2 separate regions of the Homo sapiens genome follow, and region 2 is linked to region 1. Evidence: read pairs that join two places in POLR2A ChIA-PET (ENCODE). Cell type or tissue: HCT116. All regions are shown on one strand. Links, peaks and the distances in the headings refer to the core of each region. The heading gives the core; the rest is flanking DNA. Region 1 holds the start of LINC00673 (long intergenic non-protein coding RNA 673). Region 2 holds the start of SSTR2 (somatostatin receptor 2).

Region 1 (16,571 bases), core at 5,699-8,198:
AGGGACATGTGCAAAGTCATACAGACACTTGGCACTGGGGCAGGACAGGGGCCCAGTGATGGTCCTGGGCCAAGACCTGATTTTGAACTGTGGCTCCATCCTTCAAAGCTATGAGACCTTAAGGATATTCCTTCATGCCTCTAAGCCTCAAATGCTGGAGATCATAACATCCCAGGGCTCTGAGGATTAAGGGAAGTAAAAACTCTGGAAGCACGTTCTCGAGCCTGCCGCAGGGCTGCCTCTCTTTCTGGACATTGCCCCACTGACAGGCAGCAGGGGCTGGTTGGAAACTGATATGGTTTGGCTGTGTCCCCACCCAAATCTCATCTTGAATGGTAGCTCTCACAATTCCCACGTGTCATGGGAGGGACCAAGTGAAAGGTAATTGAATCATGGGGGCAGGTCTTTCCCATGCTGTTCTCATGATCGTGAATACATCTCAGAAGATCTGATGATTTTATAAACAGGAGTTCCCCTGCACAAGGTCTCTCTTCCCTGCCACCATGTAAGATGTGACTTGTTCCTCCTTGCCTTCCGCCATGATTGTGAGGCCTCCCCAGCCATGTGGGACTGTGAGTCAATTAAACCTCTTTTCTTTATAAATTACCCAGTCTCGGGTATGTCTTTATCAGCAGCATAAGAATGGACTAATACAGGGATCATCATATCTGTTGAATCCTTACACAGGGTTGGTACAAGGAATTGGGTCACTGGACCGGGTCATTATTTCGGGGACAAGCAACATCACCCAATGGCCAGTTTGAGCGGTGAACCTTGAATGCAGGCGCATGGGCATCCTCCCCCTAAGTTGGTACCTGACAAACAGATACCTAGGATGGTAAGGGCCCAGAGAAAGGTTTGAGAAAACCATTCAGGTTCGATCACAACGGTGCGAGCAGGGAAGGGGGACAGCAGAAAAAGAAGGCAGCGAAGGTGATGAGGAAAGCAATTCCAGGAAAGCCCAAAGCGCCCAGCAGTCAGGGTGGAATGAGAAACCCGGACCGCTTCAGCTCCTTGGTTAACCGCATTCCTGGTTTCCACTTAGAAATTTAATTAAAAACCCAAACACCTGAATTTTCCGCTGGCTTGCCAGTGGCCACAGATTCCCTGAGGTTCAGAAACACCTTCCTCGGCTTAGTCCTGGATCCCCTAAAGAAGTCTGGTCTGAAACCAAAGGAGGAGGGGGTCACGGTCAGGAATCATGAAGAAGAGGTCACAGTCAGGGGTCATGGAGAATGGGTCCTGGGGGGCACCCCCACCCCTCCCAGAGAGAAGAAAGCCTCCAGGCAGGGGCGACCCTGTTCTATCACCCCAACTTCAGCAACAACAACTTTGCTTCTTGATGTTTAATTTTATTTTATTTTTATTTATTTTTTTTTTTTTTTTTTTTTTTAGAGACAGGGTCTTGCTCTGTCACCCAGGCTGGAGTGCAGTGGGATAATTATAGTTCACCGCAGCCTAGACCTCCTAGGCTCAACCGATCCTCCCACCTTGGCCTCCCAAAGTTCTAGGATTACAGGAGCGAACCACCACGCCCAGCCACTGCTTAATTTTAAAAATATAAAGAAATATCACCGTGAAGAAATTAAAATGGAAAACAGCCACATTTTTGGTGGCTCTGAGGTGACAAGGCCACTTTCCTGTCCATGCAGAGAAGGTGCAGAAGCTGCGAGGGGCTAGAGCCCTGCAAAGACTGGGATCAAACACTGTCTACCATCTGTCCCCCCAGGGCCAGTGAAATCACTTACTACAAACGCCTAATCTCCCTGGCGGCTGGACATGCGCATGGGGCACGGAGGAGCCAATCACAAACCAGAACCGACAGGAGCCTTGGGGGCTCAAACTCAGCCTGGGGAATAAAACCACAGAAGGGAGGTGATCGTCTTCACCCAGCCACACACCCCAGGTCCCCACGGGAGCTGCCACCGAACTCTGACATCCACCATGATGCTCAAAAGGCACTTTTTTTTTTTTGAGACGGAGTCTCGCTCTGTCGCCCAGGCTGGAGTGCAGTGGTGTGATCTCTGCTCACTGCAAACTCCGCCTCCCGGGTTCACGCCATTCTCAGCCTCCCGAGTAGCTGGGACTACAGGTGCCCGCCACCACGCCCGGCTATTTTTTTGTATTTTTAGTAGAGACGGGGTTTCACCGTGTTAGCCAGGCTGGTCTCCATCTCCTGACCTCGTGATCCGCCCGCCTCGGCCTCCCAAAGTGCTGGGATTACAGGCGTGAGCCACCGCGCCTGGCCTCAAAAGGCACTTTTTAAGCACCTCAAACTGTGCAGAAAAGTGTTCTCTACTTTAATAAAAGTTCCACTTCCAGCAAACTTTATATATGAAAGCGTGACTCCGCAGGGCAAGCAGCAGGGAGGATTCACTCTAGAATTCTCCTAAACAGTGAGTCCAGTCTCTATCCTCCCATCCCTCCGTCTCCACACCAACACTTCCAAAATACTCGCTCTTCACTATGTGTGCCAGATTAGGAGTTAGAGTGGGAGGGCTGGTCCACAAGGTCAGTACCTATCCACGTCATTTCACTGACTAGTGCTTTAATGCCCCTCCTGTAAAACAGGATGACACCTGATCATTTCACCAGGTTGAAGGTACTATCACATGGCATATGGGCACAAAAGCAATTGGAAAACTCCAGTTCAAAGAATCAGGGCCTACGGAACGTGCTAGGTCATCAAACCTTTTCATTTAGAAAGAATACTTGTGGCAGATTCAGAGCTGGGCGCCACCCCCACCAACTCGGCCGCTCCTCACTTCCTGGACACTTCACTCTTCGTGAAGATGGCTTTCTTAAAGCAAAAAGCACTTCACACACATTAGGATGGCTATTCTCAAAATAAATAAATAAATAGATAATAATAAAAGAATAAGAAAACAAGTCTTGGCAAGAAAATGGAAACTTTGTGCACCATTGGTGGGGATGTGAAATGGTATGGATGCTATAGAAGATGGTATGGCAGGCTGAGTGCAGTGGCTCGTGCCTGTAATCCCAGCACCTTGGGAGGCCAAGGCAGGTGGGTCACCTAAGGTGACCAGCCTAAGGAGTTCAAGACCAGCCTGACCAACATGATGAAACCCCATCTCTACTAAAAATACAAAAATTAGGCCGGGAGCGGTGGCTCACGCCTGTAATCCCAGCACTTTGGGAGGCCGAGGCGGGCGGATCACGAGGTCAGAAGATGGAGACCATCCTGGCTAACACGGTGAAACCCCGTTTCTACTAAAAATACAAAAAATTAGCCGGGTGTGGTGGCGGGCGCCTGTAGTCCCAGCTACTAGGGAGGCTGAGGCAGGAGAATGGCGTGAACCCAGGAGGCAGAGCTTGCAGTGAGCAGAGATCGTGCCACTGCACTCCAGCCTGGGCGACAGAGCGAGACTCCATCTCAAAAATAAATAAATAAATAAATAAATAAAAATAAAAATACAAAAATTAGCCGGGCATGGTGGCAGGCACCCATAATCCCAGCTACTAGGGAGGCTGAGGCAGGAGAATCACTTGAACCCAGGAGGTGGAGGTTGCAGTGAGCCGAGACCACGCCATGGCACTCCAGCCTGGGCAACAAGAGTGAAACTTGGTGTCAAAAAATTTTTTAAAAAGTTAAAATTAAAAAAAAGAGACAGTATGGTTTTTCTTCAAAATATGAAAAATAGAATCACCATGTGGTCCAACAATTCCACTTCTAGGTATATCCTTAAAAGCACTGAAAGCAGAGACCCGAACATTGCACATCCGTGTTCCTAGCAACATTATTCACAATGGCCAAAGGTAGAAGCTACCCAAGTATCCACAGAGAAATGAGTGGATAAACAAAACGCAATATAAACATACAGTGGGATATTACTCAGCCTTAAAAAGCAAATTCTGACACATGCTATAACATGGATGAGCCTTGAAGAAAGTAGGCTAAAGAAATAAACCAGACACAAAAGGACAAATACTGTATGATCCACTTCTATCAGATACCCAGAGTAGCCAAATTCATAGAGACAGAAAGTAGAACAGTGGTTGCCAGGGGCTGGGAGGATCGGGGAATGGGGAGTTCGTACTGAATGGGTACAGAGTTTTAGTTTGGGAAGAAAAACTTTCTGAAAATAGGTGGTGATGGTTGCACAACAACGTGAATGTACTGAATACCATAGAACTGTGTACGTTAAAGTGGTTAAGATGGTAAATTTTATGTTGTGTATATTTTATCATAATAAAAATGGTGGGCCAGGTGCAGTGGCTCATGCCTGTAATCCGAGCACTTTGGGAGGCTGAGGCCGGTGGATTGCTTGAGCTTAGGAGTTCAAGACCAGCCTAGGAAACATGGCGAAACCTCATCTCTACAAAAAATACAAAAATTAGCTGGGCATCCTGGTGGGTGCCTGTAGTCCCAGCTATTCAGGAGGCTGAAGTGGGAGGATGGCTTAAACCCAGGAGACGGATGTCGCAGTGAGCTGAGATCGCACCGCTGCACTCCAGCCTGGGCAACAAAACAAGACCCTATCTCAAAAAAAAAAAAAAAAAAAAAGAGAAAAGTAGAAATGTTTTAAAAGTTTTCAAACTTAAAGTATAATAATAAAAGAAAAAAATAAAATAAAATAAAGTTTTCAAGTAGTTAAGTGAAGAAGGCATAACTGCAGAAACCTTCTCGTCACTTAAAGCTCAATAAGGGTTTTACTCACATAGTGAAATTGTCCCCAAAGGCCAGCACCTCAGACACCTTCCTTTCACTTTGTAAAGCGCAACAGAACCCCCGCTTCCACACAGGCTGCTAAATCTTCAAATCAGCTTCCGATGGGCGCCGAAGACCACCACAGCCCACATGCTGAAGAACCAAAGCGGCTGCACCAATGCCTAAAAAAGCATCCAGCAGGCACTGAATATTTGTAGAATTAAGGTAAGAGGAAGTCCATAGGCAAATGATTGGAAATACATCTATCATTAGAGAAGGAACACTCCATGGCTAGCTCAAAAAGCATGCCCTGAAATCCCCACTCAATCATCAGAAGGGACTGCTGGGCGGGCGGGCATGGTCTTTCCTGGCCTATCCTACTGGGACTTCCCAGTCCAGCAAACACCAAAAAGAAGTAAATTGCTAAAGTAAAATGACCACTTTTGAAGCAAAGGAGGTAAGTCTGTAAATCATTAAAACTGGACCCTAACAATCGGCATCTTCCAAACCTTGGGGGAGCCTCACAGACCTGGGGGTCGGAAGGTCTGGTTGATTTCTGCAGCTCCAGAACTGCAGTCCCTTGGTCAAACCCCTAAACGAAGCCACATCTGTTTATCACATACAAAGGCACCTGGTTTCCAAGACGTCCATGCAAAAACCTGTACCAACAGACCAAATATGGGAGGAGATGATGATGATTCACATTACAAAAAGAATTCTTGGGCAGAAACTTGCCACTTCAGCATTCTTCTAGGTTGCACGATTCCTCCGGGCCTTTTGAATATCATGTGATCAACCAAGATTGGTTTTGTATAGATGTTTTTCTAGGCACAGGCCTCGTCTGTAAGGCAGGAACACCACCAGCTGACTTTGAACAAGGGGTCTTTCGCCAACAGCATAATTGAAAACAATTCATCCAGGATCATTCCTGTCCTCTTGTGAAGTGAGCTGGGTGCATCAATCACATGAACAGGGGATGCTAACTTGGTGTGGAGGACCCCAACCAGCTCCATGATGACAGTGACATTGTCTAGAACAATGGTGGCCACAGACAGAAGCAGCAGTGGTCTGTGTGGGTACACAAACAAATGTGCCAGGATGCTGCCTGGTCAGGGACACGTTCCAAGCTCCCAAAGAGCTTGCCTACCTGAGGGGAGAAAATGCCCAGAGCTGTAGTTCCTTTATCATTCACCCAAATGCAGCCACTCCTGTCTTAACCAAGTATAAAGGGCATCTGACTTCAAGGCTCCTAAGTAAAAACCTGTACCAACAAACCAAACAAGTACATGCGGGGGCCCAGACCAGTGGAGGTAAACCAGAAAGGCTTCCTGGAGGAGGAGAAAGAAAAAAACACTGTGGTTGGGTAAGCTTCAGTGGGAAAATGTTCAATTAAGGCTTTATCTGGCCAAGAAGTCAGTCAACTTCCTGTTTTCTTAAAGTGCCTGTGTCAGAATGGCCTGGGTGGCTTGTTGAAAATGCAGACCCCCAAGCACTGAAGGTGAGGGGCTGGACGGGGGTGGGTGCTGAGAATATTCATTTATAACGCGTTCCGCAAGCAATTCATTCTTATGCAAACCACAATTTGAACACCAGGGGACAGGTGGGGCAGTCCTAAAGTGAACAGTCTGCACTGCACTGGAGTAGATTCTAGAAAAGCTGCAGCGTCTGAGTAGGGAGGACCCACCAGGAGACGCTGAGGACAGGGACAGGCAGGTGTAGACAGAGGTGCCTTCCAGAACTGTTTAGTCACAACAGCCGCAACCCCTCTCCCCGCGAGACTTCCTGTTATGATCCTCACTGGAGCTGGCTAGTTACAGAAAACGTCTGTACCAGTTCACAAGGAGAGAGAAAGACATGAATATCCTTCAGTTTACAAGCTACAGTAGGAAGGTTGGGAGCATTTCAAAAAGGAAAAGAAAAATCAAGTCTAGGCAACCAGACCCTAACATTAACACAGAAACTCTGTCTGGACAACAGAAATCTGTTTTGTTGAGATTTAAGTAACGTCAAAACTTCCTTATCCCAAACAAACATCGCCTTCGCTCAATGCAGGCAACCACTCCAAGTCAGAAAAGACACAGTGATACTCAAAGCAGACAGCCTCAATTCACGTGTGCGTTACTGGCTGACCATGCGGTCTCTTTATTGTAAGGACAGGAGAAGGGCCCCTTTCCTGGGTTTCTTCAAATTCACACAAGTGGACTCTTATGCAAAGATCCTGGGCTAGCCTCCATCCATATCAGCCACCTCCAAAAATCCCTTCGGGCTAGCTCTCCTCACCCCAAATCTTCTCCTGGAAGAAAGTCCCCTAAAGAAAAGGAGAATCACTTCCTAACCCAAAATTGCTTAACAATACCCTAAATCCATTTTGAGTTCAGAGCAGAAATCCGTGTTCCTTCCAATCTGCTCAGATAACCAGGAAATGCTGTACCTGCTGGGTCTGCACGTTTAGCTCCCGACACACCTGCTACTCCAGCCGGCATGAGTCACCCACGCAGGCATTGCACGGTGTACTTGTCAACCACGGATTCAGTGGCTCAGCAGCTTGCTCTCACGCACACCAGATGGCAAACGTCTACCCCCAAAAAGACGTGTCAGGGCAGACCGGCTAATAACCCAATTTCACTCAATGACACATTCCCACTGTAGGTTTGGGGAGAGGAAAGGAGGGAGGGGGTACACAGAGATGCTTTCCCCACTTATGGGCAAGCTCCCATAGGCCCTGGAAGCCTGATACGGCTCTGCTACCGTCAGTAGAGGAAGGGCAAATTCACCTGGGGAGGAAAATGAAAATGACGTCCCAATTTCAAACCTCCTCCTGAACAAAGGCTGTCTTCTCTACCCCTCTGGGTTCCCACTTTTTACAAGGTCCCATTACAGGATCCCAAATTGGACCCTGGACCAGAAAAAGGACATGAGTGGGACAAATGGATAAATTTGAATGAGGCCTGTAGACTAGTTAAACGTGTTGTGTCAGTGCCAGTATCCCAGGTCTGATCATTGCACCATGGATATATCAGATGTTAGCATTTGGGGAAGCAGGGTAAAGGATATAGTGGAACCCTTGGCATTATTTTTGCAACTCCTGTAAATCTAGATTTATATCAAAATCAAAAGTTAAGTTTTTAAAAAAGACAGCATGTTAAATCTAGCTGCCTGATATATCTTACTTTATGGTATTGCTAAAAAAAAATTTACATCGGCCGGGTGCAGTGGCCCACGCCTGTAATCCCAGCACTTTGGGAGGCTGAGGCGGGCGGATCACGAGGTCAGGAGATCGAGACCATCCTGGCTAACAAGGTGAAACCCCATCTCTACTAAAAATACAAAAAATTAGCCCGGCGAGGTGGCGGGCGCCTGTAGCCCCAGCTACTCGGGAGGCTGAGGCAGGAGAATGGCGTGAATCCCGCGGGGCGGAGCCTGCAATGAGCCGAGATCGCGCCACTGCACTCCAGCCTGGGCGACAGCGAGACTCCGTCTCAAAAAAAAAAAAAAAAAAAAATTTTACATCATAATCCTGATGACAAATTTTAAGTTATTCTCATACCAATGCTGATCAACTCTTTGATACAAAAAGAAACAAAACAAAACACTTCATTCCCTCAGCAGCCATTCACTCTGTGCCCCTTCTGCGTCCCCGCTCCAAGATGCAGTATTATCTGATGGGTAAGTGGTATCTTTTCCTCTAAGCCCATCTCGGCAATATCCAGAAATAGAGTTATTCCTTTGCTTTAGACATAACTCTAACTTAAAGCAAATATAGCAATTTCTGGGAATTTTCCAAAGAAAATAATACAAAATGTGGATAAATCTTTATGTACAAAAGATGCTCACTGTATTACTTCTAATGGTAAAACTTTGGAAACAACTTAGTATCCAACAATAGGGAAATTGCCAAGCCAATTATGAGTCAACGCCTGCAGCAGAATACAGTTACCATGCCGTCATGACATGGGGGAAACGTTCAAATAAAATTACACAAAAAAAGAGGAGGAGAAAAAGTTGTATACATTGCAGGATTTCACCAGTGAGGAAATATATCAAATTGCCAGCATTACTGTGTGAATTGGATGTTTTTCCTGCTTTGGGCACTTTTGTGTAGTTTTCTATAAAAGAAAGAGAAAGAGCATGGATTACTTTTTAAAATCAGACAGGGAGGAGGAGTGGTGGGGTTGGTTATCAGTTTGCCTGGCGGTTTCAACCTTTCCTCTCCCGGAGTCAGTCTAAGCACAGAACTGGGGTGGGGGCAGAGGGTGGGGAAGGGCCGCAGGTAAGGTGCTGTGTCAACCTGGGCAGTTCCAAACCCTGCATGGGACCAGGGGCACCGAGGGCCCCAGCTCCCAGGGTAGGGGGTCGTGCCACTATGCACTGCCTTTTCTTCTTCCGGTGCTGCTTTACTTTCTCTTGCTCCTGGAGCAGTGCTCACTGGAGACGCTGGGACCCTGAGCACTGACCAAGAGTGATCCCTGACAGCGTCAGATTCCTATGCAGAAGGGACTGCTGGGTGGGAAATGGATCACCGACAGGTTCTAAATGCGAACCCACAGGCTGCAGGAGAGGGGTGAGGGGCGAAGGAGGGAATCCCACCTCTGGGAAAGCATCCTCAGGAAACCTAGATAGGTCCTGGAGGTGAGGACAATCGCCAAGGAGGGAGAAGGAAAAGGAGGACCCTGGTTAATCTGCACGCCAAGGGTGGAGTCGCTCAGTCATTCATTCAACAAACATCTATTCAGTGCCTACTCAGTGACAGGCATCGCGCTGCCCCCAAACAGGGCAGACACAAAAGAACAAGGGGAGGAGGAAGCTATGGATACAGAAGCGGTATGCTTTCAGTTCCAGACTCAAGACGTAAGCCCTCTCCCCACATTGGCCAAGAAACGACTTCCATTAGCAAGTTGCGCCGGAAAGGGGAGGTGGCGGGTGGTCTCACTGGACTGAATTCCTGCCACCTCCCACCTATTCAGAAAGCCCGTCCACACCCTGGCCAAACGCGTACCAGCGTCAGCCTGACGGGTGGCCCAGTCCTCGCCGGAAAGCTGCTTGCCAAACGCCCCCGCTCACCCCCTAGCCCCAACGGTGAGAGGGGCTCGGCTGAGTCGCGTTCTCCAACCGCTGCGCCCCAGCAGCGTCCCCGGTCGCCAGTGGGCGGACGCCAGGAGCTCACGGAGGCGGCACCGCTCCCGAAGTAACGGAGCCCGGAGGGCGCCCAGGCGTTAAGGCAAGTGCAAGGGGCCGAGCGGGTGCGCCGAGGACGCGGGGGCGTCTCCCCCAGCTGAGGTTCGGTCCCTCCAGGCAGCCAAGGCTTGGCAGCGCTAGAGGCTGAAGGACAACGGCCGAGAACGCCCAGGATGGGGTGGTCGCTGACCACCGTGTCCCAGGTGAATCAGCTCCGCTTGGAGGCAGGGGGATGACTAAAATGACCTCCAAGAAGATGTCAATTACAAGAACAAAAATTTCAACCCGGAATCTCGAGACCTTCGAAAAACGACGCGGAGGAAAAAAGGAAAGAAAGAAAAGAAAGTAAATCAGATCCCTTCCCCGAACCGCAGGGAAACTTACCTCCAGCTTGGCGACCCAGCTGTTAAGCAGAACAAATCAATCCACGGATGGAGAAGAGGTCGTGGGTCTTCTGAGCCCAGCTGATACACACCAAGTAATCCACGTTAAGGGGTCCGCAGCCCCCCACCCAATTCCCCACTTTCCATCCAAGGCCAAAGAGCAGCCAGACCCTGTCCTCTGCGCTCCAGACTCGCGGAGGTCGCGGGCGGGGGTCCTCAGGCGGCCGCCTTCTCGTCCCCAGGGGTGGGCGCGCGACGCGGGCAGGGACCGGGCGCCCGGAGGACCAAGCGAGCGCATCCCGCCTACTCGTGCTGGGACATCACCCAGCCTGGACGCCGCTCCTCGCCTTTCTTCCCCGCGCATCGCCAGCGCCAACCAAAGATCCCCGCCGGGAAAGCCTCTCTGCCAAGCTGGAAAGCGCTGAAGGCGGATCGTCTCTCAGACTTGGGTTTGCAGGTTCACAAGGCCCGGGAGGCTTACGGTGGGCGCCTGCCTAACAGAGGGTCCTTGCGGAGAAGCGCAGAACGACAAATGCCAGAGGCGGTGACCGCGTCCTCTGGATACCAGCGCCGCACCGCGCACCCGCGCCGCCTGCGCGCCCTGCAGTCGGCTGGGCCATTCGGCCCTTATATACCAGGCGGACCCGCGCCGGGACGGGGCGGAGCGGGGTGGGCGGGGAGGGGGTGGGGAAGGCCGAACGGCTTCCTGGGAGTCGTAGTTCGACTACGTAGTCCTGTCGTAGTCAGAACAAAAGCTAAACAAGGATGGAAATGGTTAGGGTTTGCCCACCACAGCTGTCCTCCCTTGCGCCCTTCCTTCACAGACAAAGCTGGCATTCCAGTCCTATTGTCAATGCCGCTAGGTCTATTCTGGCCTTTGTGCATAAGGTGGGTCACACCAGCCCCGAATGCCGCCCAGGATGACAAACCTTGGTGGCCCTAGAGTCAGGTTATCCCAGCTGGGCCCCACTTCTGGAGACCAGAGGTCCGAAATCAAGGGGTTAGCGGGGTTGCTTGCTTCTAGGGGCAGTGAGGGAGAATCTGTCCCGGGCCTCTCTGAGACCTGGTGGTCATTGGCTATCTTAGGCGTTCCTTATCTTAGGCGTTCCTTGGCTTGCAACTGCCTTACCTTCATCCTCCACCTTTTACACGGTCTTCTCCGTGTATCTTTTCACATAGTTTTCCCTCTGCGTGAATCTCTGTCTCTTCACACTGTGGTGTTTCTACAAGGATGCCAGTCATATTGGATAAGGGGCCCACCCTGATCCAGTACGACCTCATCATTAACCAATGACATCTGCAACGACCCTATTTCCAAATAAGGTTACATTCTTGGAGGTCCTGAAGATTAGGACTGCAATATATTAATATTTTGGAGTTGTAGGGGGAAAAGTTCAACCCCTAACAGGTCTTCTATGCCTTGTTGCACCTATTAACAGCCATTGTGACTAACCAACCCTTTTGATAAAAGCAAGCCCTGAGAAGCAAGATGAAATCACAAAATCACTGAGGCTGTGACAGGAGGGGAAGCCAAGAACATTGGAATCTCCTGGGCCAGGTTTTCCTGTGGCCACGGTGGGATTGCTGGAGAGGAAATGGTCAGAAAAAGAAGGCATCAGGTTGGGCGTGGTGGCTCATGCCTGTAATCCCACCACTGAGGTCAGGAGTTCGAGACCAGCCTGGCCAACATGGCAAAACCCCATCTCTACTGAAAATACAAAAAAAATTAGGTGGGCGTGGTGGTGCATGCCTGTAGTCCCAACTACTCAGGAGGCTGAGGCATGAGAATCGCTTGGACCCGGGAGGCGGAGGTTGCAGTGAGCCGAGATTGCGTCACTGCACTCCAGCCTGAGCAACAGAGTGAGACTCTGTCTCAAAAAAAAAAAAAGAAGGCATTAGTATTGAAAGTAACAGGAGGCACCTGGGTAAATGGGGTTGGGGAGGGGAGAAGATAGACAGGGCATTCCTAGATGCCCCTGAAGCACAGACTTGATTTTCCACCTGCCACTGTGCCCAAGTTTCCCCCCATTCAAGTCCCAGGCTATGGACAAGCTCAGGTCTGGCCCTGGAATCCTGGCTCTCACCTGGCGCTGACATTCCCGGAGAGTCAGTGGCAGTGCAGGGTCTGGATTGGCCACCATTTCCACTCTGAACTCACAATCAACTCCTCTCTTGCTTCCAGGTAAGAGAAAAACTGAGGCCAAGATGAATGTCAAAGGCAGGGATATCCGAACTCCCTAAACCCTCCCCTACAGGATATTGAGGATAACGCAGCTTTGCTGCTAGGAGCCGCCTGACCTTCTCCCCACTTTCCAGAACACGGGCTGCATATTCCTAGCATACGAAAGGGCATCCAGTCGTCTCAAAATGGTATCAGTGCCTCTTGCTGACTATGCATGGTTATTGTTTTCTCCTGCGTTATAATTCATTCTAGTCCTCAGTCTTCTTAAATTTCTGCACACCAAACATTAGTCACTTGAATAATTAGAAAAATATAGAAATTAATTTTAACTCATCATTTATTTCTTCTCATTGCTGTGAGATTGATTTTCCCCAGGTAAAGCTGGAATCATGTCTCTTCCTTGCTCCTAAAACATCCAGAGAGGTATAAACCCATGTTTAGCATAACATAGAGATGACAGATACAAACATACATACATACATAGCTAGATAGAGGTAAAAATAAGAATTGTATGTGTACATGCATTAGCATACACACACATATATCTCCTTTCTCTCTCTGCTAAGAGGGTCCAGAAGCAATGGCAGCCCAGTAGCAATGAGCACTGGATCTAAGCGATCATTTAGCACCTAGGTTTGTTTTTATACTATTGTCCAACAGAAGGAACCAGAGCTCATTGGAGAAACAGCTGATTCTAGGACTGGGGCAGGAAATATGCAAGATGAGCCTGGAGCACCTCGTAGTGTCAGAAAGTAAGAAAGTGCTAAAACACACTGACACACAAGCATACACACCATACAATGGTGGGGCCACGAGAGAAGGACATAGAAACCAACTGAAAGAGCTCTTAATCGCCAAAGTGGGGGAACCATTTGAACAACAACTTAAGTAAAGTGGTATTAGATTATAACCAAAGTAATAAAAAAATTCATGAGTTCATATTGATATAATTAGGTGATTGGAAAAATAAATACACAGAGGAAAAGAAATCTGTGCAGAAGAATTTCAAAAAATGTATGTAAATACACTGCCCTCCAGGAAGTGGAGTATAACTCCCCATTTCTTAAGCGTTGGCTGCACACAGTGACCCCAACTGAGAGATGGTCTACAAAACACCTCATCAATAACCCTCAAAACTGTCAAGTTCGCCAAAACCCAGGAGAGTCTGAGAAACTGTCACAGCTCAGAGAAGGCTGAGGCTTGATGACTGAACGTGGTCTTCTGGATGGAATCCTGGACCAGAAAAGGGACATTAGGTAAAACTAAGGAAATCTGATAAAGTGTGGGACTTTAGTCAATAGTAATGTACCAATATTGATTCATAATTGTTACAAATGTGCCATGTTAATGTAAGATGTAATAATAAGGGAAATTGAGTGTGGTTGTATTAGTTTGTTCTCACGCTGCTGATAAAGACATACCCAAGACTGGGTAATTTATAAAGAAAAGGAGGTTTAATGGACTCACAGTTCCATGTGGCTGGGGAGGCCTCACAATCATGGTGGAAGGCAAAGGAGGAGCAAGGTCACGTCTTACATGGTGGCAGCAAGAAAAAATGAGAGCCAAGCGGAAGAGAAAACCCCTTACAAAACCATCAGAGACTTATTCACTACCAGGAGGACAGTATGGGGGAAACCACCCCCATGATTCAATTATCTCCTACTGGGTCACTCCCACAACACGTGGGAATTATGGGAGCTACAGTTCAAGATGAGATTTGGGTGGGGACACAGCCAAACCATATCAGTGGGTATATGGGAACTCTCTGTACTATTTTTGCAATGGCTCTGTAAATCTATTCTAAAATTGAGATGTTATTTTAAAAGTTACATATGTATTTAATATAAATATGCATATATATGGTGATAAAAATAATTGCAATATCAACCCTCTCTCGTGTATCAAATTTTCTCCTTTTTTGAGTAGATTCATGGCTCTCTATTCTGTTCCACTGGTCAGTTTTTCTAACTCTGTACCATTATCATGGTGTCTTAATTCTAATACTTTTTTTTTTTTTTTAAGATAGAATCTCGCTCTGTCCCCCAGGCTGGAGTGCAGTGCCATGATCTTGGCTCACTGAAACCTCTGCCTCCCAGGCTCAAGGGATTCTCCTGCCTCAGCCTCCCGAGTAGCTGGGACTACAGACGTGTGCCACTGTGCCTGGCTAATATTTATATTTTTAGTAGAGATGGGGTTTTGCTGTGTTGGCCAGGCTGGTCTGGAACTCCTGACCTCAGGTGATCTGCCCACCTTGGCCTCCCAAAGTGCTGGGATTACAGGCGTGAGCTGCCAGGCAAAGCCCATTCATTTCTTACACCTTATTTGGAACTTCTCTCACTTTGTCTTCTTCAAGAGTTTTTAACTATTCATAGACCTCTACATTTACAATTAAATTTAAAATGAGCATATTACATTTCAGGTGAAAATAAATGAAAATTGCGGAGGAAAAATAACTTCAGAAGCCCCTCGTTGCCCACAAATTCACATATAAACTCAACAGCCTGGCATCAATGCCTTCTGCAGCCTAACCTTAATCTACTTTTTCAATCTTTTCTCCTGTGCTCCCCAACAACCCCTGTCCTGTGCTCCAGGAAAACTGGAATATTTAATATTTCCAAAAAGACCTCAATTCCTCTAGTCCTCACTGTGGCTTCCAGAGCCTCCTCTATCCAGAAGGCCCTTTGCCTCTGCTTATGGAGTTTTGTACTCTTCCTCTATCTGCTTTTTGGGGGCAGCTCACACACCACCTCTTCCATGAAGACTTCCCAGATCCCCAGTAACTGAGAGAACTCCATTAAACCACCAAGCACTCTGAGTCCCTTTCTAAAGTAAGTTTCTTGAGGTCTTCCATTTTATTCCCCTTTGTCACGATCCTCCCGTCTCCACCATTTAAAGTATTGCACATAGTTGAGGCTTATTAGGTATTTTGAAATTAACTATGGCACTTGGATCAGAGTTCTTGGTGCCAGCATACACTTGTCTTCACGGGTAGGACCAATACCATCATAGGTGCTGGTCTTTTCAGAGAGCTTGCTGGGTGCCAGACACTGTCCTGAACCTTTACAATGTATCTCATCATATAATCTCCCAAGAAGCCAACAGTAGGTACTATGATTAACTCTATTTTAGAAACAAAGAAATCGAAACTGAGAGCAATGAAGCACCTTGCTTAATGTTGCAGACGAAATAGAAAGGCCAGGGTAAAAATGCAGACTCCTCTCTCAGAAACTTCATCCTACTCCACAGTTTCAGTTAACGTGTCTATAAATTTCCCAGCAGCAAGGACTGGATCTTTTTACATTGTTGTACCCGCTGCACCGAGGATTGTTCCAGGAAGAGTAAATGCTCTGCACAAGCTGATGTAAGAATGTGGCTGAACAGGTGTAAAGCACCCAGCACACTGCCTTGCCCATTACAGGCACTAAATAAATGTTAGGGATCTTAGTAAGCCTACCTGTGCTGCTGTCCTTCCTTCTGCCCCCTCCCTACCCTGCCTGGGCTCTTCCATTGCCCATCCCACTCCCCCATGTGTGAAAGGTGTGGCTTAGGTATTGGATAGAGCCGATAGAGAATCTTTCCACCATCACAGAACATTCTATTGGACAGGACTGCAACAGCAGCATCGCCTGAGACTTCATTAAAAATGGAAGACTTCATACTGTCCACCGAGCATCAGAATCTGCACCTGCTGATGCACATTATTTTTATTCTTAATTTTGCAAGTGGATATAAATATACATAGTCAGCCCCCTGTGTCCATAGTTCTGCACCTGTGGATTCAACCAACTGCAGATCAAAAACATTCCAGAAAAAAAAATCCACAAAGTTCCAAAAAGCAAGACTTAAATTTTCTTCACACCAAGTACTACATTGAATCCACATGAATGAAGTGATGCACAGGCGTTGTGTTAGGCATTATAAGTAATCTAGAGATTATTTAAAGTATATAGGAAGAGGGGAGTAGGTTATATGCAAACACTAAGCCATTTATGTCAGGAACTTGAGCATCCTTGGATTCTGGTATCCACAGGGCATCCTGGAACCAATCCCCCATGGATACTAAGGGTCAACTGTACCTAATTTTAGAATTATTTTTAAATTAGCAAGTCAAAACCCCCTGGACAGAGTGTTTTAAACAAATCAAATGATATCCTATATCTGG
Region 2 (10,916 bases), core at 237-2,736, 570 kb after region 1:
TTTTTGGTAGAGACAGGGGTCTCACCATGTTGGTCAAGCTGGTCTCAAATTCCTGGGCTCAAGGGATCCACCTGCCTTGGCCTCCCAAAGTAGTGGGATTACAGGCGTTAGTCACCATGCCCAGCCGATTTTTCTACGTAGCATCTTGCTCTGAGAATTAGTGGTCCAGGAAGCACACTCTGGAAAAAGTCACAGCAGGAGACAGCCTCAAATTTTCCAACTCTGTCACCATGGCACTGAAAAAGAGGAGCCGGACCAGGCAAGAGCAGCAGAGATGTGGTTATCAGGAAGAATGTACTGGTGCCAGAGAAGTGCTGGGACAGACGGTGGGGGAGCTGGGGACTCCTCTCTCCTCCAGCTTTCATACCCCGTGCGAGTGGGGTCCCTGTGGAAGGGGCATGAGTCCGCGATTCAGAAGAGCTGATTTGACTCTTGACTTTGCCACTCCCTTGCTGGGTGGCCTTGGTCAAGTCACCTGTCCTCTCTGAGCCTGGTATCTTTACTTGGATAATGATGGGATGTAGGCTATAAACCTGAGAATGTCTAAGGACCCTTCTGGCTCCAGGATTTTATGTCTATATGCATTTCGGCCAAAATGGGGATGAGAAGAAAAAAAGGGAATCCTATCTAGAGCACAGTGTCTTCTAACCACGATTCCTGATTCTAGACTTGTTTGGGGGTGGTTTCCAAAGAGCTTCTAATGCCTACTCACTCACTTGGCCAATGTATTCCCTGAGGGTCGAGGTTGCTAATAGAGAAAAATGGTGACACGCCATGCCAGACTCATAGCTGTTGAGGGCTAGGGGACAGAGAGAGGAAGAAAGGTCCTCATTTGAATTCTTTGTGTATTTGAAGAGACTATTAAATCGACTATGCCAAATGCCCCCCCAACCTCCTTTTTTTTTTTTTTTTTTGAAACAGGGTCTTGCTCTATCACCCAGGCGGGAGTGTAGTGGCATGATCTTGGCTCACTACAACCTCCACCTCTCGAGCTCACGAGATCCTCCCATCTCAGCCCCTCAAGTAGCTGGAACTACAGGTGTGCACCACCATGCTTGGCTAATTTTTTTTTTTTTTTTTTTTTTGTAGAGATGAGGTCTCACTATATTGCCCAGGATGGTCTCAAACTCCTGGGCTCAAGTGATCCTCCTTCCTCAGCCTTCCAAAATGCTGGGATTACAGGCATGAGCCACTGTGCCCAGCCCTCAAGTTTTTAAACAGTGATATGGTGACTGTACTCTATATTTTCCAAACTAAACATCAGGACCCATGGTATCAGAAAGGCTTTTACATGCTGACATTTCCATTTTCGTAAAATGCGGATGGTTTGTGGGGGACAAGGGAAATAACAGCTAAAAACAGGAGTGTCCCAGGAAGCCAAGGTACTACGATCACCATGCCGAGTATCTTCTCCCCCGCCCCCTCAAACCACCGGATATCTGATGTTCTCCACGGCAGAAGCATTGCTCTTTTCTCATCAATAGAAATGGCAGACCTCACCCTGGCATTCCCGTAAAGATGATAAAAACCACATTGGATGCTCAGACTGGTATCTAACACTCTCAAACACATCCAATCCTCCCCTCAGGGCTCTCTTGCTTTCCTCCAGGCTTAATTGCAATACTTACTTTCACCAAATTGATTGCAGACTAACAATTTCCCCCATTTAATTTATTAAGCCACTCAGAGACATAATGACCTATTTGGGAGTTGTGTCTTCCCTGTGGAGCTCCTAGACGATGAACTCCTCTTGGCAAGAGTGAACCGAGCAGCCCCTCCCCATGGAAGGGGCTGGACACTGGCCTGGCCCTTTGTCCTCCTCCTTTTCTTAATTTCCTGCCACCTATTGTCTCTCTGATAACTGCTGACAGAGGGAAGGGTGCTATTTAATTGCTTTAAAGATATCAAACAAGCCAGTTAGAAGGTTATCTCCTCCCCAACCCCTCTATTTTTCTGGCTCAAGGTTTTGTTACTTAGTTACTAGCCAAGCTGCAGAGGAAGAAGAGGTAGCCCCATGTGGATTACAGCTCAGACTTCATTCAGCAGATGGAGGGCAGAGTCAAAATAGCCTGGGGGAGCCAAAGGTGGAATAGGAACTCGAGGTTGGCCCCTGAGTGCTGCTGGCAGCCCAAACTGCTCTTTGGAGGCCTTCAAAGGTGGGGAGGGGAGAAGAGAGGAGGCATTCATTTTCTGGACAAAATCAACAATCATCCTAGATGACACATTTCTGCTGTCAAGGTCCATGTTGTTCAGAGCCCACTCAGCCAGCTGCAGTAAGACAGGTGTGCCTAACGTGGGTGCATCAGTACTTTTTCCAGGCTGGGTCTGCCCTATGTGATAAGGAGGGGAAGGCTCGACAAGGAAAGTGCATGAAGGGGAATGTTGCTTTATTTGGTCATCCACATTAAAGAGCATACAGGGCTACATGTGGTGGCTCACACCTGTAATCCCAGCATTTTGGGATTATTCAGCCTATTCAGGAGGCTGAGGTGGGCGATTACCTGAAGTCAGTAGTTCAAGACCGGCCTGGCCAACATGGTGAAACCCTGTCTCTACTAAAATTACAAAAATTAGCCAGGCATGGTGGCAACCGCCCGGAGTCCCAGCTACGCAGGAGGCTGAGGCAGCAGAATCACTTGAGCCTGGGAGGCAGAGGTTGCTGTGAGCTGACATCACGCCACTGCACTCCACCTTGGACAACAGAGTGAGACTCCGTCTCAAAAAAAATAAAAATTAGGCCAGGCGTGGTGGCTCATGCCTGTAATCCCAGCACTTTGGGAGCCCGAGGCGGGTGGATCACTTGAGGTCAGGAGTTTGAGACTAGCCTGGGCAACATAGTGAAACCCCGTCTCTACTAAAAATACAAAACTTAGCAGGGCATGGTGGCGCACACCTGTAATCCCAGCTCCTCGGGACGCTGAGGTACAAGAATCGCTTGAACCTGGGAGGTGGAGGTTGCAGTGGGCCAAGATCGCACCACTGCACTCCAGCCTGGGCAACAAGAGCGAAACTCCATCTCAAAAAAAAAAAAAAAAAAAAAAAAAAGAGGTCAGGCACGGTGGCTCACACCTGTAATCCCAGCACTTTGGGAGGCCGAGGTGGGTGAATCACGAGGTCAGGAGATCAAGATCATACTGGGTAACACAGTGAAACCGCATCTCTACTAAAACTACAAAAAATTAGCCAGGCACGGTGGCACGTGCCTGTAGCCCCAGCTACTCGGGAGGCTGAGGCAGGAGAACGGTGTGAACCCGGGAGGTGGGGCTTGCAGTGAGCCAAGATCGTGCCACTGCACTCCAGCCTGGGCGACAGAGCGAGACTCCGTCTCAAAAAAGAAAGAAAGAAAGAAGGAAAGAAAGAAAGAAAGAAAGAAAGGAAGGAAGGAAGGAAGAAAGAACAGGACTTCAAACAGAGCATACTTAGTTATGGGTCCCCTCCCCACACAGAAAAACTCCCTGGACATCAATGACTTCATCCATTCGGACTGGCAGATAGGCCACATTTCCTGACACCCTGTCTCTTCACCTTAAAAGGGTTAGCTTTCCACCACACCAGCAAAGACCCTCAGGACACACGATTCATATTCCCAGCTGAGCATCTACCCGGAGGTAAGCAGACGCTCAGGCACCTGGGCCGTCCTTGCCCTAATCCCTCCAGTGGTGTCCACACTGAGTCCTGCAGCACTGGTAGAAGGTGGTCTTCGGCTCATCTGCAGAGTGGGTCTGAAGCTACATGTAGTAAGCACAAGGAGGTTCTCATTGAGGACATGGCTCTGCAGTAGAGTCAACATCCTCCCAGGCAGCTGCTCCCCCAAGCCCATCATCCACTTCTTTCAGCTTTGAGTACTTCCAATTTGTTACCTTGTGGGTGAAGTGCACACAGAGGCACGTGTTGCAGGCGAGGGAGTGGCAGCGGCAGCGCTGTCCCTCCTCCACGATCAGCCCATCCCTGCAGCCAGGGTAGAACAGCAGCATCATCTCGGACTCTGCTGGCTCCAGTTATTATTTTTTTTAATGAAACGTAAATCTGGTATTAACAGTTTGAGAACTTTTAGGAAAGGAATTTGAGGGCAGAGTGGGCACTTCCTGGCTCTTCCTTCTTTTCCTGGAAACCAGTCAGATTACTGGTTTTAAACTGGAGGTGGCAACAGGCATTGTAGCAACTGTGTGGCCAGAGGATGCCGAGTTCCCCTGAGCACAATTCCACGATGCCCTCCTGATATTACTATTACCTCTCTGCCTCTCCCTCTTCCCACTGACGGTGAGCAGACACAGCCCTCTTCCAGTGAGCTAGCCACCCCAGCCCTTCCACTTGCATACACATGTCTAAAAGAGATGCTGGCTCCCAGATTGACTCCTGGAACTTAAGGCAATTGCAGCTCAATTTCCATCTCACCCTGAGCTCCAGGATGCCAAGATTTAAGCCCTATCATGACCAACGTCTCAGAGAGAGATGGAAACTCCTGATCCCCATCTCACAGTGGGTACCCCAAGATACAGCTTGGCCCAGATAGAAGAGAGAGCTGGCTGCTGCTGTACCTGGTGGTTGCTTTTCCATGTCACTCATCTATCTCTAAGGCTCACCCCACCTGCCACACAGCTTCTGGACTTTTACTTTTCCCTGGTGAATTGGAAATCAGATAATAGGATGGACAAATCAAGGCAGCTCAGCTCACAGAGAAAGCTAGTTGGGGTTTGCTTTCTGTTTTCACATCCTCTAAAACTGTACTGAGGATGGTGTGTGTGTGTGTGTGTGTGTGTGTGTGTGTGTATACCTATGTACTTGGAGGAGGGTGAGGAAGGGGAGGCTGCAGGATTGATTATGACTTATTAAACTATTGGAAAAGAGGCTGAATCATCACAGTCAAAAATAAACAGCTGCAACTCCATGCGACTCCCACTTCTTGCCTGCTCCCCTTTGCTCCCTCACAGCATGTAGGAGAGACTGTGCTGGGTCAGACCAGCAGGTGCTGACTGACGTGGCTACAGCAAGGGGACCACCTGTATGGCCGCTGCACCTCCAAGCTGTGGGACGCAGGGACAGCTGGGACCAGTCGACGTCCACTGGCCCTCTGATGGCTCCTAGGACTGAATCTTGGACTCCAGGTGCGGGTTTACACTCCCTGCGCTCATTGGGAACTGCATGGAGAAGCGCTATCCCCTGAGCCCTTTTTCTCCCTACTCTTAGCCTGGCCCTGCGCCCTGCGCCCGGGGCTGGCCCACGGTAAACACAGCTTTGCTAACTTGTTTGGCTAAGGAAATCACAGAGGTCCCGGTATAAGTCTGGGTCACCCCGGCCGCCACTCCAGCTGCCTAGAATATATGGGTGGAAGGGAATCGACTCTGTGAAATCAGAGGGAAAATAGCGCTTGTCCTTGCCATGAGTCTTGAGGAGACCGAAAACGCTTAACCTTTTACGCCCCCGCAGGCGGGTCCCCTCTCTCCCCGCTCCCCGGCTGTCTGTAAGCTCTGCCTGCGGCCACCCGCAGGCGTTTCAGCCGGTCTCACCCCTGTCCTTCTGCAGGACCCGGGAGGAGGGGTTGGGGGGGCGGAGCGAAGCCGCTGTGACGTAGCGGGAGGGGGGCGTGGGGAAATGTGCCGAGGGGCCCGGGCTGGCTGGGCCAGTCCCAGCGGCGCAGCCACCCATGCGCGCGCGCTCGCAAGACCACCAGCGCCCAGAGCCCCAGTCTGAGGCTTGGCGCCGGGGGTCTGCGGGCGAGGGGAGCTCTCTACGTGCGAGGGGCTAGCGGGAGCCGGCACAAGAGGGTCGAGGAGCCAGGAACCCCAAACGTCCGGCGCCAGGCGCTAGCCAAGCTGCTGCGCGCCCCGGCGCCCAGCTGGCTCGGGGACAGCCGCTGGGTGTCGGAGACCGGAGCTAGCGGATTGCAGCGGAAAAGCAAAGGTGAGGGGTGTGTGTGTGTGTGTGTGTGTGTGTGTGTGTGTGTGTGTGATAAGAGAGATGGAGGGAGCGAGAAGCGCACTTGGGCACCTGTGTGCATCTGCGCTGATGGTGGTGTGCCCATCCGAGTGCCTGAGCTTAGGTCCCGGTGCGTGATTCTCCGCTCTTGTGCCTTTTGGGGTGATTGTAGTAGGAATGAACGACAACGGGTACCCTTGCCTGAGTAAGGGGGCTGTGGGTAGAGTGTGCTGGAACGGACGTGTCCTCGCAGCCTCATGCCCGTGTGCGTGGCGTGTGCCCTTTAGCCCGAGATTTCAGGTAGCTGCGACGGGTGACAACTTCTCTCCCAGCCCCCTACAAAAGAGACCTGGCGCGAGGGGAGCGAGGCCGTGAGATGCCAGCTGGGGCTCCTGCGGGAGCGCACCCGGAGATCCGAGCCTGCCAGAGGCAGGCGGCGGGCGCAGAGCGGAGAAAGAGGGGCTTCTCTCCCTAGACGCTGAACGATCTAGGATCCGTCCCCGTCCCCCACCTCGGGACAGAAAGGACAGTTTGTCTAGGTTTGGAGAGAAAAAACCACTGCATAGGCCGTGCCCAAAAGCCGCTGGCCAAGTCCCCCAAGCGACTGTCTTCTGCGCCCCGATGTCTCTGTCCTCAGCGCCCCCCCCCCACACCCGGCACCCCTGCTGTGCGTTTCGATACTGGGCGTGCTGGCGCCACAATCTCCGCTCTTGCCTCGTCTTCCTGGAAATGGCACAGAGTTCTTTGGGAAACCCTTGCTCTGAGGATCAGCGAGTTGGATGGCCAGGAGGAGGACTTTCTGTGCCAGCCGGGAGCAACCGGCTCCGCGGTCCTGACACTCGCCCCTCCATTTCTCAACCCCGTAGGCCAGCACCGCCCCGGCTTTTCCCAGGCGCTCACGCGCCGCGGTGGCCCTCAGGGGCTTTTGTCACCCTGCCAGTGGGGGCTCTCGCTCTAGCCGCACAGAGACCAAGCCGGGTTCTGCAGGCCCTGAGGGAGGCGGGGGGTGGGAAGTGAATGCGGGAAACATGATGGGGAGAGGAGAAACTGAAGCTGAGTAGGATTTAGGACCTCCCCTGATGTCGGGTCGCCATCCCAACACTCATTTCTTGGGCTGGTAATCACAGCCCCTATGTAAAAGGGGGGCGGGGGGGGCAGGTGCGTGAGACCATTCTCACCCTCCTCTCTACAGAGCCTGGACATGGTTCAGAGGAAACCAACCACTAGCCATTTCCAGCATCTAACAATTCTTGGGCTGGAAAAACAAAGAATGCAGAAAACGAAACTTCCTTGTACATTTAATTTAACCACAATTCATCTAGAATTGTCTGCCTGGCATTGGAATATTCTTTCTCTGAAACAAAAATGAAACAGAAGTCTCTGGAAGACCTTAAGCGGCTGACTTCTTTGTTAAATAAGACTCCCCATGATTTAAGCTCATTTCTTGCTTAGAGGAGCCTTCCCACTCTCAGCCGGCTCCCCAGCCTCCCACCTCCACCACCTTCACCAAGACTCTGAACCCTGTCTGTTGCTACCATTAAGCAATTCTGTCCTGTTGACTCAAACTCCAGTTAAAATGACCGAGTTAGGGCTGGAAAGCAACACTCAACCCTCTCTCATACTCCCTGCACCATCATCGTTCCTAGCCCAAAAGCTCTTAGACAGGGGCTCTGCCAACCCAGGGGGATTCCGTGTTACTCAGACATTGGAGTGTGACCATTCATGTTATATAGATGGGCCCCTGGAAATCCCCATGATAAGGTACACTCTGATTGCAGGCAGCTTGAATAGGATTCTGGCTCTGTAGAATTAAACCAACTGACCAGATGGTTAGAAGTGATAACGAAACTACCCAAGTTAATCCAGGGATACTAACCACAGTTTCTGTACAGCTTCTGTTTTAATTGCTGCCAGTCTATGCTTTTTTACGCAATGCAGACATGAAATTCCAGGTGCCTCAAATACTTCACAAAATGGTCAGCCACAAAGCCCAGATCTCACTTCACAGACAGTTGTGTGGTAGGGAAATGAGCACAGAAGGAACGAGCAATGCACCTGGCAGTTCAGAATCAATCAGAAGCAAAGGTGAGCAAGGATCCTCAAGTACTTGTTGCTGGCCAAGTCTCCTTTAACTGATCTGCAGTCTTTCCAAGGATTAAGAAGTAATCTTCCATCTACACCCAGGCACCAGGAAAAGGACCTAGCTCAGGGGAAATGTGTCAGCCAAGTGAATTAGTCCCACTCTGCTGAACACACCACCCTTTGAACATCTCGCCTCTTCCTAGATTGGCCTCTTTGCTGTCCTCCTGCTTCACTCTTCATATACCCAAGACCCAGCTCAAACACTTCTCTTTGGAAGCCTCCTCTGAGTCCCCCAGGAAAGGAAGGCATTCTTAAGTCCTTCATTTATCTCTCGTGCAATGCCCACCCTATATGAGCTGGCTTCCTTTCCTATCTCCCCTTTTAAATTATCACCTCCTAGAGGGCACTGGCCAAGTTTGTTCATTTCTACATCCCTGCTGTCAGCACAAAGAAGCCTCCTCTCCAGGCCCCCAACCCCCGTGATATTTTTTGAATGGCTGTATATCAATCATTTAATTATGGGATGAACTATTGTTTTAGATCTTAAGCCAAGCCAATAGTGCTCCAATTATTTTCTCAGCAAGGAAGTAACACAGGAGTCAGTTGCTTCAAACCAAAGCCCAGTTATCAGCCGTTCGGTCTCTAGGCCACTGAGGAGCAGAGGGGATGCCTTGAGACGTGCAAAAGACTTGGGGCCAGGTGGCCTGTGTTCACATCCCAGCTCCACCAATTATGTGCAAGAGAATGGGGTGAGCTCCTTAAACTCTCTTAAGCCTCAGTTTCCACATCTCTAAAATGGGGGTAATTATCCCTACCACCTAGGACAGTTGGGGAGATCAAGGGACTCGTGAGTGTGAATGAATTATATCAGTACTGGAAGCCTTCTGCTTACTTCTGTGAAAGAGCTTGTGTCCCACACCTGCTTCCCGTTTTTGTCCGTAATTAGAAAATGGCAGGCAAATTCTCTGGAGTGTTACAGCACTTGGGAGCAGCATCCCCTTAGGGACTTTGGGAAAGAGCTCTTGAGGAAGTCAAGCATTAGGTATTGGAAAACAAAAATAGAAGAAAAACAAAAAATAAACTGAAGCCTACATTTCAAAAATGAAAGCAAACCAGACTTTTATTTTTAATACTGAAGACTATAAATTGTTTCACCACGTAGGTAGATTTCAATAAATCAGAGATAATGAGATGGTAGAGGAAAACATGGGGGGAAACAACTTACGAGGTTCCCATTATGAGCCCAACGCAAGGCTAGGCATTTTCACATATATTCCATCATTTAACCTTCATGACGCCCCCATGTGAAGAAATAAGAGTCAGAACCATTAAGGACCAGGCATGTGGTCACACGGGCTCAGCAGTGGAACCCGGTTTGTTCTGCCTCTAGAGTCTGGGTTTTTTCCACTATGGCATTTTCAGAATGGAAAGACTCCAAGGCAGTCAGCAAGTCAGCATAGATTTCCTGGTAGGGAAGAGGCCAGGAATGTCAGTGTCAGACCCTTCTGAGGTCAGGCGCTGAACTTCTCCAAGCTCTGCCTTTCTGCAGTTTAGATCAGTCAACTTCTTAGGGGTCAAAGTATGTGCTTTTTGAAGCCACAGCCCTCCCCGACATGTGCGTCAGCAGATGATGGCTGAACCCAAACCCTTCCCTACTATTGGAAAAACAACTCAAAAAGTCTGCACACTGATGAGGAACTCTAGAGCTTAATGTTGATGTGGAAAGATAATACATTTTTCAATTTAAGAGTATGTCTGAGAGGCTAAACCAGAAATGTGTAAATTTGGTGAGACTTTAAACAGCCTGTGACCGACGGGCCAATCTTCCTCTTTTCCTTCCAGATGTCACACTGGATCCTTGGCCTCCAGGGTCCATTAAGGTGAGAATAAGATCTCTGGGCTGGCTGGAACTAGCCTAAGACTGAAAAGCAGCCATGGACATGGCGGATGAGCCACTCAATGGAAGCCACACATGGCTATCCATTCCATTTGACCTCAATGGCTCTGTGGTGTCAACCAACACCTCAAACCAGACAGAGCCGTACTATGACCTGACAAGCAATGCAGTCCTCACATTCATCTATTTTGTGGTCTGCATCATTGGGTTGTGTGGCAACACACTTGTCATTTATGTCATCCTCCGCTATGCCAAGATGAAGACCATCACCAACATTTACATCCTCAACCTGGCCATCGCAGATGAGCTCTTCATGCTGGGTCTGCCTTTCTTGGCTATGCAGGTGGCTCTGGTCCACTGGCCCTTTGGCAAGGCCATTTGCCGGGTGGTCATGACTGTGGATGGCATCAATCAGTTCACCAGCATCTTCTGCCTGACAGTCATGAGCATCGACCGATACCTGGCTGTGGTCCACCCCATCAAGTCGGCCAAGTGGAGGAGACCCCGGACGGCCAAGATGATCACCATGGCTGTGTGGGGAGTCTCTCTGCTGGTCATCTTGCCCATCATGATATATGCTGGGCTCCGGAGCAACCAGTGGGGGAGAAGCAGCTGCACCATCAACTGGCCAGGTGAATCTGGGGCTTGGTACACAGGGTTCATCATCTACACTTTCATTCTGGGGTTCCTGGTACCCCTCACCATCATCTGTCTTTGCTACCTGTTCATTATCATCAAGGTGAAGTCCTCTGGAATCCGAGTGGGCTCCTCTAAGAGGAAGAAGTCTGAGAAGAAGGTCACCCGAATGGTGTCCATCGTGGTGGCTGTCTTCATCTTCTGCTGGCTTCCCTTCTACATATTCAACGTTTCTTCCGTCTCCATGGCCATCAGCCCCACCCCAGCCCTTAAAGGCATGTTTGACTTTGTGGTGGTCCTCACCTATGCTAACAGCTGTGCCAACCCTATCCTATATGCCTTCTTGTCTGACAACTTCAAGAAGAGCTTCCAGAATGTCCTCTGC

Evidence for each region. ChIA-PET counts read pairs that join two places held together with the same protein. Peaks named below come from ENCODE experiments on the same cell type or tissue, not always from the same donor. Only the 100,000 strongest peaks of a DNase experiment are listed, where the experiment ranks them.
Region 2: POLR2A ChIA-PET joins it to region 1 with 5 read pairs; 4 of 35 experiments call an interaction of 5 or more read pairs at or near these places.

The regions. Positions count from the first base shown.
Region 1 is chr17:72,581,975-72,598,545 of GRCh38, forward strand. LINC00673 (long intergenic non-protein coding RNA 673) reads right to left here and starts at 10,830. Exons shown (of 4, transcript NR_152516.1): 1 at 10,229-10,830. LINC00511 (long intergenic non-protein coding RNA 511) reads right to left here. Exons shown (of 5, transcript NR_033876.1): 5 at 16,067-16,571. RefSeq lists a silencer at 10,908-10,957 and an enhancer at 15,579-15,628. In HCT116, for the core only: CTCF peaks have their summits at 6,260 and 7,361; a DNase peak (open chromatin) is centred at 7,177; H3K4me3 peaks cover 1,862 bases; H3K27ac peaks cover 2,157 bases.
Region 2 is chr17:73,159,388-73,170,303 of GRCh38, forward strand. It overlaps SSTR2 (somatostatin receptor 2), which reads left to right and starts at 5,623. Exons shown (of 2, transcript NM_001050.3): 1 at 5,623-5,901; 2 at 9,841-10,916. The coding sequence starts at 9,933. It also overlaps the pseudogene POLR3KP2. RefSeq lists enhancers at 4,748-4,997, 10,898-10,916 and a silencer at 5,538-5,877. In HCT116, for the core only: no CTCF peak of the experiment used is centred there; no DNase peak of the experiment used is centred there.